Linked DNA regions of Mus musculus: region 2 is linked to region 1. A link is a loop called in an ENCODE intact Hi-C map of the cell type or tissue named here. Cell type or tissue: heart. All regions are shown on one strand. Links, peaks and the distances in the headings refer to the core of each region. The heading gives the core; the rest is flanking DNA.

Region 1 (9,294 bases), core at 616-8,615:
CTCGGTGTTCCAAGTCTATGCCTGACGGTGTTGGCACAAGGCTATAGTGCAGTGCATCAGGATATTATATTGTCCCAACATCAGTATGTGCTTTAGAAACAGGCAAAGGGTACAAGTCAACTCAAAGAAGGTTTGCCAAGAACAAGATAAACTAAAATGAAATGACATTTGTTTGGGGGACTTAAAGTGGAGTTAGGAAGTCAATATTTATGATGAGGTAGTATGAAAAGGGTCTTCATTTGTATCCCAGGTTTGCCTGCTTTGAAGATCCTCTCTCCTCAGACCCCTCAGTGCTGGACTGCTGGGTATGTCACCTCATCTCTCTCTCTGAGAAGCCTTGTCAGTCAGATACCTCTGAGCTGAAACCTTGCATTGAGCTACAGATGGATGTAGCACATGAGGTGGTTTTGTAAGATTCGTAGTCTCTGTTGACCTATGACAAAGTCCCCTCTTTTATCTACTAGATGCTGTCAGGGACACTTCAGCCAGCTTTGCTTACCATTTCAGAATAGCAACCAATGGAATTACTGATCCCATTGTAGCTTAAAGCTGTAAGTACAGCTGCCATCTTGTAAAACCTGTGAGCACATCTTCAATTCTGTGGGAGTCTCTCTTTTCATGGATTGCCACTATTATGAGACCCCAAACAAATGTAATTGTACTTGCTCTTGGCTAGGTTGGTTTTATCCTACCCCAGGAAGATGACCTTAGGCAAGTTTATAAAAGGAATTGGGAGTAAGATGAAGTTGGTTGGGTTTGGGGGAGGATTGTGGATGCACACAACTGCAGCTGCCATATTGCTGCCAGTGTGGGGAAAACCATGTCAGTGAACAGAGGTGGAAGAGACCAAGTCTCGACAAGATAAACCTATGCCCAACAGTGCCAGGAACTTAAAAACATTTATTACCGTTTCACATCTACATACACAGAAATTTATAAATAGAGCCTTTTGAATCCCTTCAGTGTTGCTTGCTTATATCTGTGTTTAGGGCTGACCACTTGGTATTGGATACCAGCAGATGACCCTGATTCTCCCTCTCTTAGTAGTCGTTAATTGCCTATAGCTGGTCATCTAGGAGTGGGGCCTTATGACATTTCCCAGGTCAACTGGTATTGTCACCGTTTATGCCCCATCTAACCAAGCCTACTGTTGAGAGCTCACAGGTACAGATTCTCATCCAATACAGAAAACAATCTGGTTCCTCTATTGAAGAAGGAAAGAAAGCAAACCTCCCAATCCTCTGACTTTTAGAGTCCTTCTACTTCGTTTTCTGTGAGATTTCTTGAGCCTTAGGTGCTGGAGTTGTGCTACAGAGTTATCAGCTAGGGCTGGGCCCCACAGTCAGTTGTCTGCATTTGACCTCTTGTGGCTGTTTACAACCCCTCCTTTCTGTTCTAACTACTGTACTTCTCTTGTTTATTTAGGGCATTGGCTACTAGATGTCTTTTACTGGCAACTCAGGGTATATAATACACAGAGTTTTATAAAGTATAATGACTGTATTAGTTACGGTTTTACTGCTGTGAACAGACACCATGACCACGGCAAGTCTTATAAAAAAAACATTTAATTGGGCTGGCTTACAGATTCAGAGGTTCAGTTCATTACCATCAAGGTGGGAGCATGGCAGCATCCAGGCAGGCATGGTGCAGGAGGAGCTGAGAGTTCTACGTCTTTATCCAAAGGCTGCTAGTGGAAGACTGACTTCCAGGCAACTAGGATGACTCTTAAGCCCACACCCACAGTGACACACCTATTCCAACCAGGCCACACCTCCAGATGGTACCACTCCATGGTCCGAGAATATACAATCCATCACAATGCCATATGTCACAAATTTGTATACTTGTCATATCATTGGATGGAATGACTTGAGAGGCAGAGAAGACATGAATGCAGGCATAATGGGACAACAGAAATGTTTTTGAAAGCCATTGGCAGCATTGATCTTTCAAAGCAGAGAATCAAGTTTTACGAAGGAAAGGAACAGTAATCTCAACTCTTTTTCCAGTAACATGGTGTGATGGTTTGTATATGCTTGGCCCAGGGAGTGGCACTATTAGAAGGTGTGTCCCTGTTGGAGTAGGTGTGTCACTGTTGGTGTGGGCTTTAAGACCCTCATCCTAGCTGCCTAGAAGCCAGTCTTCCACTAGCAGCCTTAGATGAAGATGTAGAGCTCTCAGCTCCTCCTGCACCTTGTCTGCCTGGATGCTGCCATGCTTTCTGCCTTGATGATAATGGACTGAACCTGTAATCCAGCCCCAATTAAATGTTGTCCTTATAAGAGTTGCCTTGGTAATGGTGTCAGTTCACAGCAGTAAAACCCTAACTAAGACACAGTACAATAAAGAACTTTCCTAAAGGCAAGAACTATGGGCTTGGTAGATGTTATGATCTGAAGTGGCCCGTTCACCCTGATTTGTCCTAGAGTATCTCTAGTTTAAAGCAAGATGGCTCAAGTGGGTCAAGGCATTAGTTTCTAAGCTGGATGACTTGAGTTTGATTCCCTGGGGCCAACATAGTGGAAAGAGAACCAACTCCTGAAAGCTGTCCTCTGACTTCCACTGCTACCATACAGTACATGCACACACATCATAGATAGATAGATAGATAGACAGATAGATAGATAGATAGATAGATAGATAGATAGATAGATAGATAGATAGATAGATAGAGGCTGCCTCTATGTAAAAACTACCCCCATGCCCGGCACAGCCACAAAAGCATCTCCTGCAGGAGGATCTAATTGAGGACTGCCTGAGAGACCAAGAATTGCTAATGCAGACAAGGCCAGCCAATCAGGAACTGCTGTTTAGAAGAGATGCTTTCTTGGGACCAATGGGATGTGGGTGAAGGGTATTAAAGGAGCTTGCAGCAGTGTTCAGAGTCTGTGTCGTTGACTCTGTGCCACCTCACCTCCAGTCCTTAAGGGCAGGTAGGGTCAGACAGTGAGTAGTTCAGGGCACAGGCAACCGACAGACAAACAAATAGATGATAGATAGATTAAAAACCCAATATATTACTATGTCTTGGAAATGCTAGTCCCCAGCAAATCTGGAAGGCTGGTCACATGTTTTTGGCCCATAATCAGGTAATGTTGCTTTTTTTGAGACTAGTTTCATCATTAATGTATAAGGGTCTATGGAGGGGTAACAACAGAGCCCTCAGGGTGTTTCAAGCAGGCCTTTGGAGATGCAGACTTCCATAAAGGGCTACAGGGACTGCTGCAGAAAGGCAGTATAGAGAATAACCTCTCCTGTCACAACCAGAGAAGGGTCTTTTTAAAAATGGGACTTACATATTTAAATTGAGGGAACTTCTGGTCTTTGTGGGACCTCCCTCTAGAATTCCATGATTTCCTTTTGTTTTTGAGGCAAGGGGTTCCTATAGGCCAGTGTTCCTGCACCTGGTGGCTCCTAACACCACCTAGGGTGCTTTAGAAACACAGTACTGGCTTCACACATCTGTGAATTTGGGCTTTACAAGAATTGGTTGGAGCCAGAGATCTGTGTTGTTGTTTTTTAAAATCTTTGAAGGTGACATGAATATAAATTATTCACGAATGTCAGTTCATCAACTCTCATCAATGATAGATTGCTTTCCTCGCATTTCAAAAACGACCAACAGAAACCATTGTTTGACTCCATGTTTGGTACATCTTGAACTTTCCATGCACCCTGAGGGCTTGTGAGAAGAGGGATTGCTGCCTCATCCACCCCTATTTCTGTTAGAGTAGAACCAGGCAAGACCAGATATATGCAGACATAGAAACTGTTTTCAGAAGCTGTCACCTGCCATTAGGAGCACCATTTTAGATCCTAAATTCAGTTGAGTATCTAGTGTGGTCTCTTTACGTCGTTCATACCATTGCCTTTGGACCTCAACCTAGTACAGTAATTAGTAAATTTCTGGTGAAGAATGGAAAAGATTGGAGGTATAGTTCAGTGGTTGAATATTTGCTTAACACAAAGAAGCCCTGGCTTTAATACTAAATGTATATTTGTGGAATACAGTGAGATATTTTAAAACATGTGATATAATGATCAAACCAGATAACTGGTATACCCATCACCTCAAGAATCTATCTTTTCTTTGCAGTCAGCTGCTTGAAGACTATGGACTATATCCTTTACCACAGGAGAACTGATTCTGTTGGCTCTGAGGCAGTCTCATGGGACCTTGGCTGAGGATATGGGTGGGAACAACAGGATTTCCTGCTTTCAACATTAGGAACTTTGCACTGAGCACAATGTACCAACAGCGGCTGTGTCCTATTCTGGGGCCCCTGGCCAATCCTGCCTAATCTTCTACAAATTCCATTTTGCTTTATTACTTTCTATTTATGCCTTGCCCACCAGTTCATTTCTGACCTTTTTTAAAAAAAATCTTCTTGTAGTGTTTTGGTTTTTAAATATATTTGTAGGGTGATTACACAGGCACATTCTCATCGCTGTTTCTCTTCATTCCTGTTCCTAAGCTTACAATGATCTTCCTGAATGATCACTGAATCTCCTACAATGGTTGCACCAGGGACTCTGAGCATCTCATATCCCATCAGTTGTTTTTGTTCTCAGTGTGGAGAAGGCTGCAGGCAGCATAATACTGTCTCTCTAACTGTCTCCATTAGGGCAAGCAATGCTTCTTGGACTACAGAGAACTACTCATGGCCACATCCCAGACCTCAAGGCTAGACACACCCCAAATAAAGTTAAAAAGGAAGTGAAACCACTGACCATTATTAACCACTAAATAAGGAGCCTGAGATCCAAGCTTTAGAGGAACGCTGGAATGGTGCTCATGTGGCTTTTGTAGCTTTTACGTAACGGGTTGAAATAAGAAACGGCATCCCCCAAATAAACACAAATAACAGTAAGAACAATTTCAAACAGAGTCTTTCTCTTTCATCCTGCTTCCCTGACAGTAAATTTGTTGGTGCATAGTTTAATGATCCCTAAGGAACAGGGGTCCATCTGGTTCCTCTCTGGAGAAGGGTTTTGGCTCTAACCAGAGCCTCTACTTGTGAGGATCCTTGTGATCCTTTCTAAATTAGTTCTATAAAATCTGCCTAAGGGAAGGGCAGAGTCTGTGACCAGAAGCAACACCCAGCCTTCTCTGCCCTTTAACCCAGACAGTCACCATGGCTTCCGCATTCCACCTCCAGATGTGACATTTCAACAGCTAAGGGACAGCCACTTAGTGGTTGGGCGACCAATGCACTTCCCCTTAATGCTATAAGTGGGCCAGTTGGCTTGGCTTTGTAAACTCTAGGAGGGTGGATTTTTGTTGTTGAGGCAAGGTTTCGTTAGGTACCTCAGTTTGGTCTTGAATTCATGATACCCCCTGTCTCCAATTCTTGAGTCCTGGGATTGTTGATACATGCTTATAACATGCCCAGTTCTACCAAAGCCTTTATGGTTCTGTGTTTACAATCTTTATGTCTCAAGAATCATCTCCAAATATGCTGACAGGAAAATGTTATGTTAGATTTTTAAAAGTTTAATTTGGGAATTTTTTTTTCTCCTTGGAAGCCATTTAGAGAGACCAGTCATCCTCCAGGGAAAACGTATAGTTTTCTAGTGGGGAATCTCATGGGATTTCATGAGCATGGCGGATGGTAGAACAGGTGCTTAGGAGAGAGCAGGAATGTGACCTTCACGGCACTCTTAATAACTGCCTCTTGAGCAGAAGAGATGTCCTAGGAGGTGAAAGCTCTGGTCAACAGCCTGATAAGCTAAGTTTGAACTCCTAGAGTCCATGTAAAAGAACAACGTAGCACATGTCTGCAGTTGCAACACTCCTATTGCAAGAGAGGAGGTAAAAACAGAAGACTCTTGGAGACCTGTGGGCCAGCTAGCCGGGAGAACGCAAAACAGTGGCAGGAAGAGAGACCCTGCCTCAAGCAAGATGGAAGTGCTGGACCAACATCCAAGGCTGTCCTCCGACATTCATGCTGTGGTGTGTGTAAGGGAACATAAGCACAAAGCACATACAGATATGTGTTTTAAATCATCTCTTGATATGAGTACTCTTTTTCTCTGACTTAAAGTGTGGGCATTGCTATGTGTGAGAGACGATGTACTGATGGAGGAAAAGGTATTGTGAGGAGAGATCAGGAACAGTTGTTCTCTCTGAAAGAGCCTGAGAAAAGCCAGATACCAAAAGCAAGGGTCACATTCATACAACAGAGAGTAAGAAAGGCTGAATTCTTGTAATTTACAGTACACATTGCCATTTGTAGGGCAGAAGGAGGCAGAACTTGCAGATCGTCATTCTAGTAGTGGTGTAGGACCAAATGTTTTTGTAAGGGCCATCTGCAGTTGCAACACATCTCTTACGTGTATTGTGTCCAAAATGCTTAAAGAGCTTCTGCTTGCAACACAGAGAGAACAGAAAAGTCTCACAGCGTGGAGTGGCAGGCCCTAAGAATCTCAAAGTCCTATGCATTGCTGAGAGGTCAACAATCAGTGTTTCAGCCGAGGCAGGTGTGAGGGGACTAGGAAGAAAGAAATCGTATTGATCTCTGCGCAGAAAAACGGCTAGAGAAGCAAGCTGGGCTGTTCCATAAAGCCTTCCTGTCTATACTCGAAAGAGTTCAAAAGCAAATGGGTTTTGCTGAGGAGTCCAACAGCAGCATTTTCTGTGCTCGGATTTCCCTGAGGAAGGGGCTGGGGAAGCTTCTGTTTATCTTTCAGACATGGTGAAGACATTTCCAACTGGTTTGAAAGAACAAACTCCCTTTCTTTCTTGTATCCAGAAGACATAAGCTATGTGTGTGTGTGTGTGTGTGTGTGTGTATGGGTGTATGGGTATGTGTGTGTGTGTGTGTGTGTGTGTGTGTGTGTGTGTGTGTGTGTGTGTATGGGTGTATGTGTGTGTGTGTGTGTGTGTGTGTGTGTGTGTGTGTGTGTGTGTATGTATGAATTTTCCCTTGACAAATTCATACATAGAAAAAAAAACTATATATAAGTCAGGATAGAGTGATCGTTAAGTTCTAACTCTGCAAATTTTACCTTTTTCTCATGTTCTTGCAGACTGGAATAATTACATCAGTCCCACAAATATTGCTTCATCTGGACTGGAGAGATGGCTCAGCGGTTAAGAGCACTGACTGTTCTTCCGAAGGTCCGGAGTTCAAATCCCAGCAACCACATGGTGGCTCACAACCATCTGTAATGAGATCTGACACCCTCTTCTGGTGCTATATGAAGATAGTTACAGTGTACTTAGATATAATAATAAGTACATCTTTAAAAAATATATATTGCTTCATCCACTGTCAGGCAGACTTGAAAAATCTTCTCTTTCATATGACGTTCCAAATCACCTGAGCCATTTATCTTGGACTTCAGGGAGATCTGTTGTATGAGGTGGCCATACACTTCACTAAACATGTTCTTGACCTTGAACATATTTTCAGGGTAGAGATGATGATTCGCCCACTTTGTTCCTTGATAACTTGAGATTCATTTCATATCACCAAAGGACAACAAGACTTTCCATGCAACATGGCAGATTGATATGTAGTAACCACACTGAGTCATGCTGATGTACTGAAGGCAGTAGGTTTTATTTGCTAAAGTGTCACTGGATAGAGAAGTGATGTCACTTTCCAGCTCTGAATTCTGTGGTTTAATGACACTGCCAATGGAACAAACTTCAGTCCCTCACAACACCCAGAAGAGAAGATAGCAACACAGTCAGGGGAGATTCACAAAGAAACTGGATTGAATTTGACATGAGGACAGCTATCTTGTGTCATAATCACCACAATTATCCTAGAGATGTCAGAGTTGGTTTTTATGTTTTCTGCACTGTCTCTTAGAGAAATATAAGTAGGTTAAATGATTAGAGTGTCATTAAATGTATTTCAATTGAATCCTGGCTTCTGGGATGTATTCAACATTGATGTTTTCTTAAAATAGAGTAGGTACAATCTGGCTTGCCTGAAGTCACTGAAGTTATCCTAACCAATATGCATACACAGACATCTTCTTCTGACTCAAATAGTAGAGATCTACCTGACATTGCTGTACACTATGACCATATTTCTCTCAGTAAGTTGATCAATAAATTGCACTATGCAATACTAGATCTATGAACCTCTTTTCTTTGCTCCCAAAGCACCTTTCTGCCATTTCCCATACTTTGGGAGTAGATTGTTCTAGCATACCCACTTAGGGAGAAGAGCTATAACATATGGAAGGCCAGGCCGTTGGTGCTTAGACTGGACTGGAGAGTCCAAGAAATGATATTCAGAAGTCACAAGTGCTCTCTCTCTCTCTCTCTCTCTCTCTCTCTCTCTCTCTCTCTCTCTCTCTCTCTCTCCTCTCTCCCCCTCCCTCCCTCCCTCTCTCTCTCTCTCTCTCTCTCTCTCTCTCTCTCTCTCTCTCTTTCAGTCTCTCTCTGTGTGTATATGGATGTATGGGTGTGTGTGTGTGTGTGTGTGTGTGTACATGTGTATGTATGTACATACGCATGTATGCTAAATGCTAAGCCTGATATACTAGATAAAAATCTACCCAAGCAAAGGCAAAGTCATAGATACCCAGGGAATATTTGGGAGGCACATTAGGAAAAATGAATCTCAATAATCTGCATTGCACTGGCTTTAATAGACTGAATCTCTCAAATTCATGCATTGAAACCTAGCCATTAACATACTGATGTTAGGAGGTGGAGGTTTTGAGAAGTGTTACATAATGGGGCTACAATCCTCATGAATGGATTTGTGCCTTGATCGCAAGACTAAAATAGAGACCTCTCATCTGTCTTGTTATTTTTTAAGACGCGAGAGTACAACCACAAGAAGGTAACCCCTGCTACCCAGGAGCAGGACCTCAACCACAGTGGCCTCTGGATCATGTACTTCTGACCTCCAAAAATAAATCTGTGACTCTCTGCTATAGTAATCTGAAATTACACCAGCATCATCTCATTTTCAACTCTTATTTCTCTCCTTTTCTCTGCTTCTGGTTTGTTATCCATCTTACTTTGACTTGACACATCTTAAATCATTCAGGAGCACCCATGCGCCCAGATATGAACAACCAGTCCTTTGACCACTGTATCCCATGAGTTCAAATGCATGTATTCATTCTAATTATATATTGGGACCATTCCACTTGAATTGTTTTGTGAAAACTCTATTCTTTTGCTTACTCTTTGTCTTAGTCCTATTGCTCTGAAAAGACACCATGATCAAGGCAACTCTAATGAGAGAAAGCATATATTTGGGGGATCATTTACAGTTTTGGAGGGTAAGTCCATGATCATCATGGTGGGAAGCAGTTAGG
Region 2 (9,294 bases), core at 652-8,651, 100 kb after region 1:
TACATGGTCAGACAGCATGAGTGAGCCTGTTAGATACCTCAGTGGATAAAGGTGCTTACTCTGCAAGCCTGATTGTCTGACTTTGATTCCTGGAACCCACACAAAAGTAGGAGATGAGAACTCACCTCACAAAGTTATCCTCTGATGTCCACAGACACTCAAGGGCTTACATGTAGCCATCCATATGCACGCACACACACACACACACACACACACACACACACACACTCACACTGATAATAAATAAGCTCATTAAAGCAACAGGAAAAATAGATTTTGAGCCCCATTCTTCATTGTGACATTGTTTAGTGGGAAACTGCTCCCAGGATAATGGACGGGTGACCTAGGGATGGATCTTCATAGTCATAAGGCATTGCTTTTAGAAAAGAGATGGAAAGCACAGCTAAGCATGCCCAGGATGGGAGGGTGCACTTAGAGGTAGGAATGACTGAGAACCGAAGTTTCAGAAAGCAGCATAAAAAGGTCCTTTCTTTATCTAGGGGCATCTTCCAGTGCTAATAGAGATGACAAAGGGGCCGATCTTAAGCTGTCAAGGGTCCCAAGGTAGAGCTAAGATTGCAGTACAAATTTTCAATGTAGACACCCGGTAAAGATGAGCTTGGCTTTTAGGACTCATCAACTGGGATAATCCCAGTTGCAAAGTGAAGACTGGTGGGTGAGAGGTGGAACCCCATGCAAAATGAGTACATGGCTGTACTCCACATTCAGGAGACAGAGGCAGAAAGAGTGAAAGCTTAGGACTAGCTTTCACAACATGATGAGTTCGGGACCAGCCTGAACTATACAGTAAGACTCTGCCTCAAAAATAAAATAAAATAAAATAAAATAAAATAAAATAAAAGTAAAAATGATAATAGGAAAGATACTCAGAAGATGACAGTTATTGCCATAGGTCATTCTGAAATAGCCCACCCCAGTGAAATCGGAGCAAGAACACAATACTGCATAGGTGCTAGTTGTCAGGATCATTGATCATTCATTATAGACTGAGCTACACACTCAAGCTTAAGGCTTTTAAGTTGCTCAACCAACCCAAGGTTTACAGTGACAATTTTGGAGTTTTGGTTTCTTTGAAAACACAGAAATATTATAAAAACACATTTTCGTTTTAATCCCAGGTTTGGGATATGGGGCTGCTTCACATTGTCCACAGCAGCCATCTATGATTTGCCTCGTGCTCTAGCAGGAGTGTGATTTTTGCCACCTGTAGATCACTTCTGCAGTTGTGGGATGTTTGGAATTCTGGGGATTTTTCAGAAGGTATGTAAATAATAAGGCCCCCAGGGGCAAGGTTGTTGGTGGTTGGTTGTTCACTGTTTGACAAGTAGTCCTGTGCAAAGAAAGAACAGCAGCAAGAAATTAGATATCCTAATTATGGAGATCAAACTTGCCCCAAGGAACTCAACACCTCTGATCAGCAGGAAGTAGTCTAATAACAAGGTCGCCCAATTTCTGACCCCTGACTTTATTCAATAATTTCTTTCCTTTCTTCTCTATCCTTTTTTCTCTCTTTTATAATGTTAGAGGGTTGAAAGGTTAGAGGGAAGGTGGAGAAGGGTGGAAGAAAGAAGAACCCATAGAGTAGCAAAAGACAAGTTACAAAGGTCGGTACAGGAACTGCCATGAACTGAGCCCTACTGGGGCAAGCCTCACTCAGACTGGGTAGAGAAAGGCAGGGTAGGAGGGGAGTATTTGATATGAAGTTGAGCTATCACAGACGTCAATAAAAACAGTTACAGAGTTGGCTCTGGAGCAGCACAAGGTGTGTGATCAGTGAGAAAGCCTGCGCCAGAATCCTCTGAGGGACGTCAGTTCCCCTTATCCCTCATTGGAGAATCCTGCCTGGAATTCCAACTGCTGATTAGGCCTCTAGGAGAGAAACCTTCTCTCCAGATGGTAATGATTATACCACAGGCACCATCAGGAGGCAGGGGACTAGGGATGCTGGCATGGGTATCACCCTATATTCTATTTAATGCCTTTGTTTGTATATCACTGCACAAAGAGGAGAGATGGTCCTTCCTGGGGCTGCCCACACAACAGGCAACTTGCCTACTTTTAAAAACAGTTCTTGCATTCTTTAAGTCTGATATCACATCTTTAGGCCTTGATCCGCATTTGCATGTGGTCTAGCTTACTTCTCCCAGCTACTCCCCCTAATTGCAACCAGAGAACAGATACCTCTAGTGAAGGCCACCCCAGTTAGCCTTTCTTCTCCTAGAGAAGCCAGAGCTTGTGATATACCAAGCAGTCAGGGGAAAGTAGCAACTGTGTACTCCTCTGCCGAAACCAGTCCTCTCATAGTATCAGACTCTGAGAGGGTCACACGGGTAAGTTTGATGAAGTGACAGAGGTATGTCCCACTTTATCAAGTCACAGGGAAGCAGAGTCTGGCTGGAGGATTTAAATGAAAACGGAAAGAAGTGAGAAGAGGGGTCAGACAGGGAAGGACTGACAAGGACTTCCTTGGTAAACAAACGGGTGTTTCCAGGTGGTCAGTGTCCGAATCAGTTCATGAACCCTCTCCATTATTACAAAAATGGAATAATTTTGCAAGGCCATTGCAAAACTCACAGGAAATGAGCATCACTCAGGTTGCTAAATGGAAGTCTGGGTGGAAAAGACCAAGTTGGCCGGCCTCCGGGGAAATTCTAATGCTGACAGAATCGAAGAGAGGGGTAGGAGACTTACCGCTTGGATGCAGAAAGGTGCAGAGGTGTGTGTGTGTGTGTGTGTGTGTGTGTGTGTGTGTGTGTGTGTGTGATGTGTACACACACCCACACCTGTGCATGCACATGTCAAGACCAGAGGCTGGCATCAAGAGTCTTCCTCTGTTATCTCCACCTTATTCTGCGAGATAGAGTTTCTCAATGATTTCCCTAGATCTTACCAATCGCCCGGGCAAGCTGACCACTGAGAATTCTCCTGTCTTGCCTGCCAGCACTGCTTGCCAACATTGTATGTCCTGCCAATGTTTCCAGCTTTTATGTGAGTGCTATAGATCTTAACTCAGGTCCTCAAAGCCTTTCCTTCCTGAGACATCCTCCAGTCTCCTCTGATCTCAGAGAACTGTCCTCATCTTTGAGCTGCCATGCTAGACAACCCCTTCTGGTGACTCCATCCCTTACAAACATGCCAATCTGAAAGTCCAAATACTGACTCAATCCCCATTTAAAATAACTTACTGCCAAAGAGGGTAGTCACTGAGTCTTCTACCTATGAAACCCAGGTACCTTGCTTCTCTGTGCCCACTAGAGAGTTGCACAGCCAAGGGGAAGGGAGAGCCCCACATGTTAGCTCACTGTGGGGATTTAGCTGCCTGAGAGGCGAGTGACTTATGGAAAGGAAGTATTCCTTGGCACAAGTACAGACTCTGGCCACAGAACTACGGCCTTTTCATTTTTTTAAGAATCCAGGAGGTATGAATGGCCATTAATACCACAGAATGCCCACTTAGCATCTCACAGACTTGATTGAGAACTAACCTTAAACACGAGGCCATAGAAACCATCCTAGGAACAGGGCATATAGAAATGTTTCATTACCTCGGTCTTCTTGTACTGACAAGCTGCAGGGATCAGAGGACAGAAGAGTAGCCACGTGTTAAGTGTTATGGCCCACCTGAGTGACCTGAAAATCCCAATGACTTTGTCAGAGCTTGGAGACCCAGCCAATAATCCCTAAATAGTGTGAGGACTTATTACCCCTTCCACTTTACAACCACAAGTCAATTTGTGGGCCAAGACATCTCAGGAGCATAGTGTGACACTCTTTGGGATTTTGAGAAGTAACTGGGAGGTCTTCGAGATATCCTGAGGCTCTCATAATCCAAAATTTGTAGTGAAGCCTTAGCAGACAGCCTTTGCTATATAACCAACGAGTCACAGAGAAGTGTGTGTGACACATGAATGTGAACCAGTAAACTGAAAATCAGCACTGTCATGCACACACACATGCACACACACCCTATACACAACACACATACACAACACATACACCACACACACAGACACATACTACACACACCACATATACAGCACACATATCACACACATACCACACACACACACCACACTCACATACACAAACACACACACAGACACCACACATACAAAATTAGGACCTAAGTCCACAGATTCACCTTACCTCTGTGTTTACATGTGGGTTTTGTTGTTGTTGTTGTTAATGAAGTCTAGGGTAGATATGTTTTGATATGATCAGTCCTTCATTAGTTTGCCTAGTGGCTCATGAGAAAAAATGGTAGGTGTTCTCAGGTAGGGGTTGAGTCAAAATTGAAGGATTATTAAAAAAAAAAAAGAACTGAAGAAAGAAAGGAATGAGGGAGGGAGGGAAGGGGAGAGAGAGAAGAAAGAAAGAGAGAAAGAAAGGGAAAGAAGAAAGATGAAGAGAGACAAAAAGGAAGGACGGAGCGAGGGAAGGAGGGAGAGACGGAGGGAGGGAGGGAAAGGGAAGAGAAGGGAAGGGAAGGGATGGAAAGAAGAAAGATATAGAGTGATAGGAAGGAAAGAAAGAAGGAAGGAAGGGAGGGAGGGAAGGAAGGAGGGAAGGAATGAAGGAAGGAAGGAAGGAAGGAAGGAAGGAAGGAAGGAAGGAAGGAAGGAAGACAAAAACAACAAAAACCAGTTCTTCAAAGCTCAATCTGCCCCTAGCCTCTGTCTCCCTTTGATTTATACTCTACCATGTTGTAAAGTCTCAATCTTGTCTTCAGACACTGGAATCAGAGGTGCTGACTACAACGCTGTCTTTATTCTCCAGATCACTGGCCTGTCGAAGCTTGACTCCCCTTGATCCAGCTCAGGGCCACTGCAGCGTTCTCCCAGACTCACATAGAAGCTGCCATTTTGACTACAGGTTGCCAACGCTCTTGGATTAGCGTGCACAATTATGGGCAAAATCTGCTTCCCATTTGTCAGGAAAGCAGGAGTCTTACAATGTGTTTGGTTCCTGCAATTAATTCACTGTAAGCAATTTGGTCCCCAGATTCCCTGCAGTGAGAATAGCCGGCCATTTTCACAGTCATTGAACCATTAAATCCCTGTGTATACAAAACAAAGAACTAGGAAAGAATGTTGAGTAAGAGTTACTTAAAATGGTGATACAAATGTTACCCTTTCAGTAACCGTCCTAGCGTGATATATAATACACAAATATACTGATGCCTACGAGCATGGAATACAGAAATACTGTCTGTGTTGTGTCAGAAGCCAGAGGCAGCACAGAATGTGGTTGTCACAGTCACACGTTAGAGCATTGTCTGGGAATTACAGGCTTCTAGATCCCCTCTCCTTTTTCAGGAAATGCTACCTGCCCTGCTGCACCCAAAATACAGGAAAGGTAGAGTTTCTCTCCCTTCTGTCTGTAAACCAGGATGGAGGCTAAGTTACTTATCACAACAAAGTGTCTTGAGTTTCAGAGAGCATTTCCTCCGAACCTTCCCTGTGGCCAGTGTCTTGAATTTGAAGGCTCTTGTCAATTTCACCTTCTCAAAAGGACAAAGATAAATTAGGCACTGGTTCCCCCTGGTGTTTGATTGTGGAACTATACTTCCAAGATTCACCGATGGGTTTCTGTTTGTGGCGGGACAGTTTGCCCTCTGGTGGAGACCACAAAAACAGCCAAGATGCTAATTAAATATTTGTTTATTGAGTTTAAAGCAGTGAGTATTAATTCAAAGCACAAATTTTTAAATACGAAAATTACAAATCACTAACTATCACACACACAAAGAGAGCAAGCAGTTACATTTGGTAGGCATAGTGCTTAGGACTTGGTTGGTACAGGTTTAGTGGGAGTGATCACCCCCTAACACAGGAGATTCACCGGACAGTAATCACCTGCTCTCAGACATGGCATCTTGGGCCCTGGAGCAGGCAAACGCATGGTTCTGCCTAGAGATGTGTTTTTCATACAGTGTAACCAGCTGGTGCTGGCTTGTAGGCTTACATGGTTGGTGGCTGCCTCGTTGGCTCATGGCATCCAAGGAAGTGTGCCAAGAAAGAGAACCTAGAAAATTCTAAGCTCCCTCTCATGACCCACCTCAGAAGTCACCAGTGTCAGCCTGAGCTATTGATAGAAGTGGCTTCACCCAAGCTCACAGACAAAGAACATAACTCATCCTCCCGCCTAGAAGTGTCATGTCCCAAGGGAAAAAGAGGACTGGGTGTAACACATGTATTTGAATGGCCGTCTTCATAAAAATGTGATCAAACTATAGTGATTTTATTTCATTCTTTTCCAAACTCTGAGGTCAGTACCATCATTATCCCAATTTTGCTCTTCAGTGAATAGGGTCAAAAGTACTTTTTTTTTTTTTTAAAAGACTTCTTCATAACATCGGAACAGATCAAGCCCTACTAAATCTGTGGATTTGTGTGGGAGGAGGGAGGCAAATCTGTCCCCAGACAAGACTGTTAAGTTAATGTTTATTAGTGTACCAAAGACTGATACACTTCCAATCAATGAAAATATAAACCCACAGGATAGTGACAGACACAGCAGCTCCAAGGAAGAACACTACCAGGCTGACTTGGAGTCATCTATTATTCTGCAAGATCCAGCCAGTTCTTGCAGGAGAGACTAGCCACATAGCAATATGACAGAGATTACTGAGTTGGCTTTTGTGCTTATTGTCTTGACAGGAGGCCAGCTCCTATTTGCTCATCTCCACTGTGACAGCACTGACCTCATAGATCAAGGACTCTAGGTAGGAATTATTCCAATGGCCAATGCTAAGTAGATGGAAACGGGAAAGGTCTGTTGTTTGACTCTTCCTGGGGAGTCTTTATCTTTCCCCTCCAGATAGAGAGGACCAAGACAAAGGACCCCTGTAGACAAGTTCAGCTTGGTGAGCAAAAGAGTTCATTTTGCTCTATCATTGGCTGGGTAGAGTCTGCAACAGGTGGCAGCTGATGCTGCACTCAAGGATGCTCGATGAAGCAGCATCACCAAGTGGCAGGTTCTGTAGATGCCACATGGGTAAAAGTATGACATGCACAATTTGTTTCAGAACAACCCTTGTGGAAACAATGTGTAAAATCGGTAAAAAGGTGATTTCCTCTGTACCTTCTAGTAATGGGTACTTAAGTAAAAGTAAAATGAGCTAATGTTTATTGAGTAGTTAGTCTACCCCAGGAGGTCACGTTGCTTCTGCCTGAAGTCATTATTTGTCTCATTTCACAGATGAGCAAAGAAAATAACAAGATAAGTACAGACACTGCTTTGATTCTCCAAGTGAGAGATGGGGAGGTAGGGGAACCAGTCCCATAGTGCTCACGGATTTAGAAATGATTTCATTGTTACATCAATGACACAGAGATGATACATTTACTTCAGTATGTTAATAACTAGTCTTTGGACGATCTTAAAAATAACACCAGTTTTAAAATTCTACTTCCTGTTTGCTCATTGCTGGTGAATAGAATACAATTGCCCCTGTAGTATCCTGAAATATTGCCAAACCAAACTGAAGGATTTTTAAATCAATTCTGTGGTATTGTCTGTGTAGACAACTATTGCTCGCCGAATAGAAGTTTTCTTTCTTCTTGATCTGTATTTCACTTAACTAATTCATCTTGACTTTTTATACCAGCTAAGAAGTCCAGCATAATGCTAACTAGGATATTAGGAGTAAATACCTTCTTTTTTTTTAAATCTTAGGAAGAAAGCCTTCAGTATCTGACCTTTTCATTTATATATACATATGTACATATGCATATACATATACAAATGTTTCCTCTTTAGTCTGTTAATATATTAACTGATTTTATAAATGTTTAGTGTATCAGTGTTTTACTTGCATGTTACAGCTGTACATCACATGTGTGCCTAGTCCCTGAAGAGGCCAAAAGAGAGCATCAGGTTGCCTGGAATTAGAGTCATGGATGTTTGTGAACTGCTGAGTGGGTTCTGGGAATTGAACTCAGGACCTTTTGACTGCTGAACCATCTCTCCAGCCCCTAAATTGATTGTCTAATATTGTACCACCTATATGTCTGGAATGAATCTCACTCAGTCATCACACATTTTTCTTTTATGTATTAAAGGAGTTAATTTTTAAATATTTACTTGGAGTTATGCTTAAGAGAGGCACTGTCCTGTGTCTCATTTTGGTAACATATTCATTTGTTTTTCTTCTAATGTAAAACTGGTTTGTTAAAGGGCAGAGAGGGTTTTGTTCTCTGCTATGTTACTAAACAGTTTGGATAGAAAGAGTACTATTTCTTTTTTGATTTGATAAAATTAATTGATAAAGATATTGGAATTTTACTTGTAGAAAGTTTCATATTACGAACTGAACTTCCTCAAAAGCATTGTAACAGTGGCTCCCAACCATCCCATTGCTACAACTCTTTAATACAGTTACTCATGTTGTGGTGATCCCCAACTATAAGTTATCTTCATTGCTGCTTTATAACTGTAATTTTGTTACTGTTATGAATCATAATGTAAACATCTGTTTTCCCATGATCTTAGGCCACCCTGTGAAAGGGTTATTGAACTCCAAAAAGGGTCTCAACCCATAAGTTGTGAATAGCTGCATTAGCGTGCCTAACCTCTTCTTGAAGAAAATTCTGTATTTTGAGTCTTTCAAGGTTACTACTACTACTATTACTAAAACTAACTAACTAACTAACTAGTACTAGTACTATTGTTAGTTTATTTTGAGACAGGATCTCAGTTATTTCAGGTGGGCGTCTAACATGCTCACTAGCTGAGGGTGACATTAAACTGTTGTGCTTCCTGTCTCCACCTCTTGAGTGCTAAGGATACAGGTGTGCACCACCTCTTCTGGTCTTTGCAGTGGTGAAGAACCTGGGACTTGTATATTCTAGAAGAGTGATCTACCAGATGAGCAATGTCCCTGGCCCCTTTATTTCATTTATCAAATCTATTTGTGTAAAGCTGTCTGCCATATTCCCTTAACCGTCTTTTGAATGTCTGTGGGGTCTGTAATGATGGTCATTTCTTGTTTCTGATATTGGTAATTTGTGTCTTCTCTGCTTTCAATCTAATAGGTATGGTTAAAAGTTTATCATCTTTGTTGTTCTAAAACACAAGCTTTGGGTTCATTAATTTTATTTATTGTTTTTCTGTTTTATTTATTCATGTTCCTATATTTATTGTTTCTTTTCTTTTACTTGGCTATGGGTAAACTTAAAGCTGAAAATTGAGGTCATTGAAATGAGGAAGTTCTCATAAGTTGTTTAATGCTAGAAATTTCCTTCTACACTCTACTTTAGCCATAAGCCACAA

What was found. Peaks named below come from ENCODE experiments on the same cell type or tissue, not always from the same donor. Only the 100,000 strongest peaks of a DNase experiment are listed, where the experiment ranks them.
Region 2: it touches region 1 in a loop (2.2-fold over the local background); 6 of 42 quality-filtered maps call a loop at or near these places.

What each region holds. Positions count from the first base shown.
Region 1 is chr13:41,462,155-41,471,448 of GRCm38, forward strand. It overlaps a transcript of Nedd9 not described here. Among named protein-coding and RNA genes, the nearest start is that of Gm32401, 20 kb to the right of the region's middle. In heart, for the core only: no CTCF peak of the experiment used is centred there; DNase peaks (open chromatin) are centred at 4,197, 4,677 and 5,147; H3K27me3 peaks cover 5,496 bases.
Region 2 is chr13:41,566,627-41,575,920 of GRCm38, forward strand. All of the region lies in intron 1 of Gm32184 (a long non-coding RNA gene), which reads right to left. Among named protein-coding and RNA genes, the nearest start is that of Tmem170b, 35 kb to the right of the region's middle. In heart, for the core only: CTCF peaks have their summits at 5,608 (motif pointing left) and 5,814; a DNase peak (open chromatin) is centred at 5,565; H3K27me3 peaks cover 885 bases.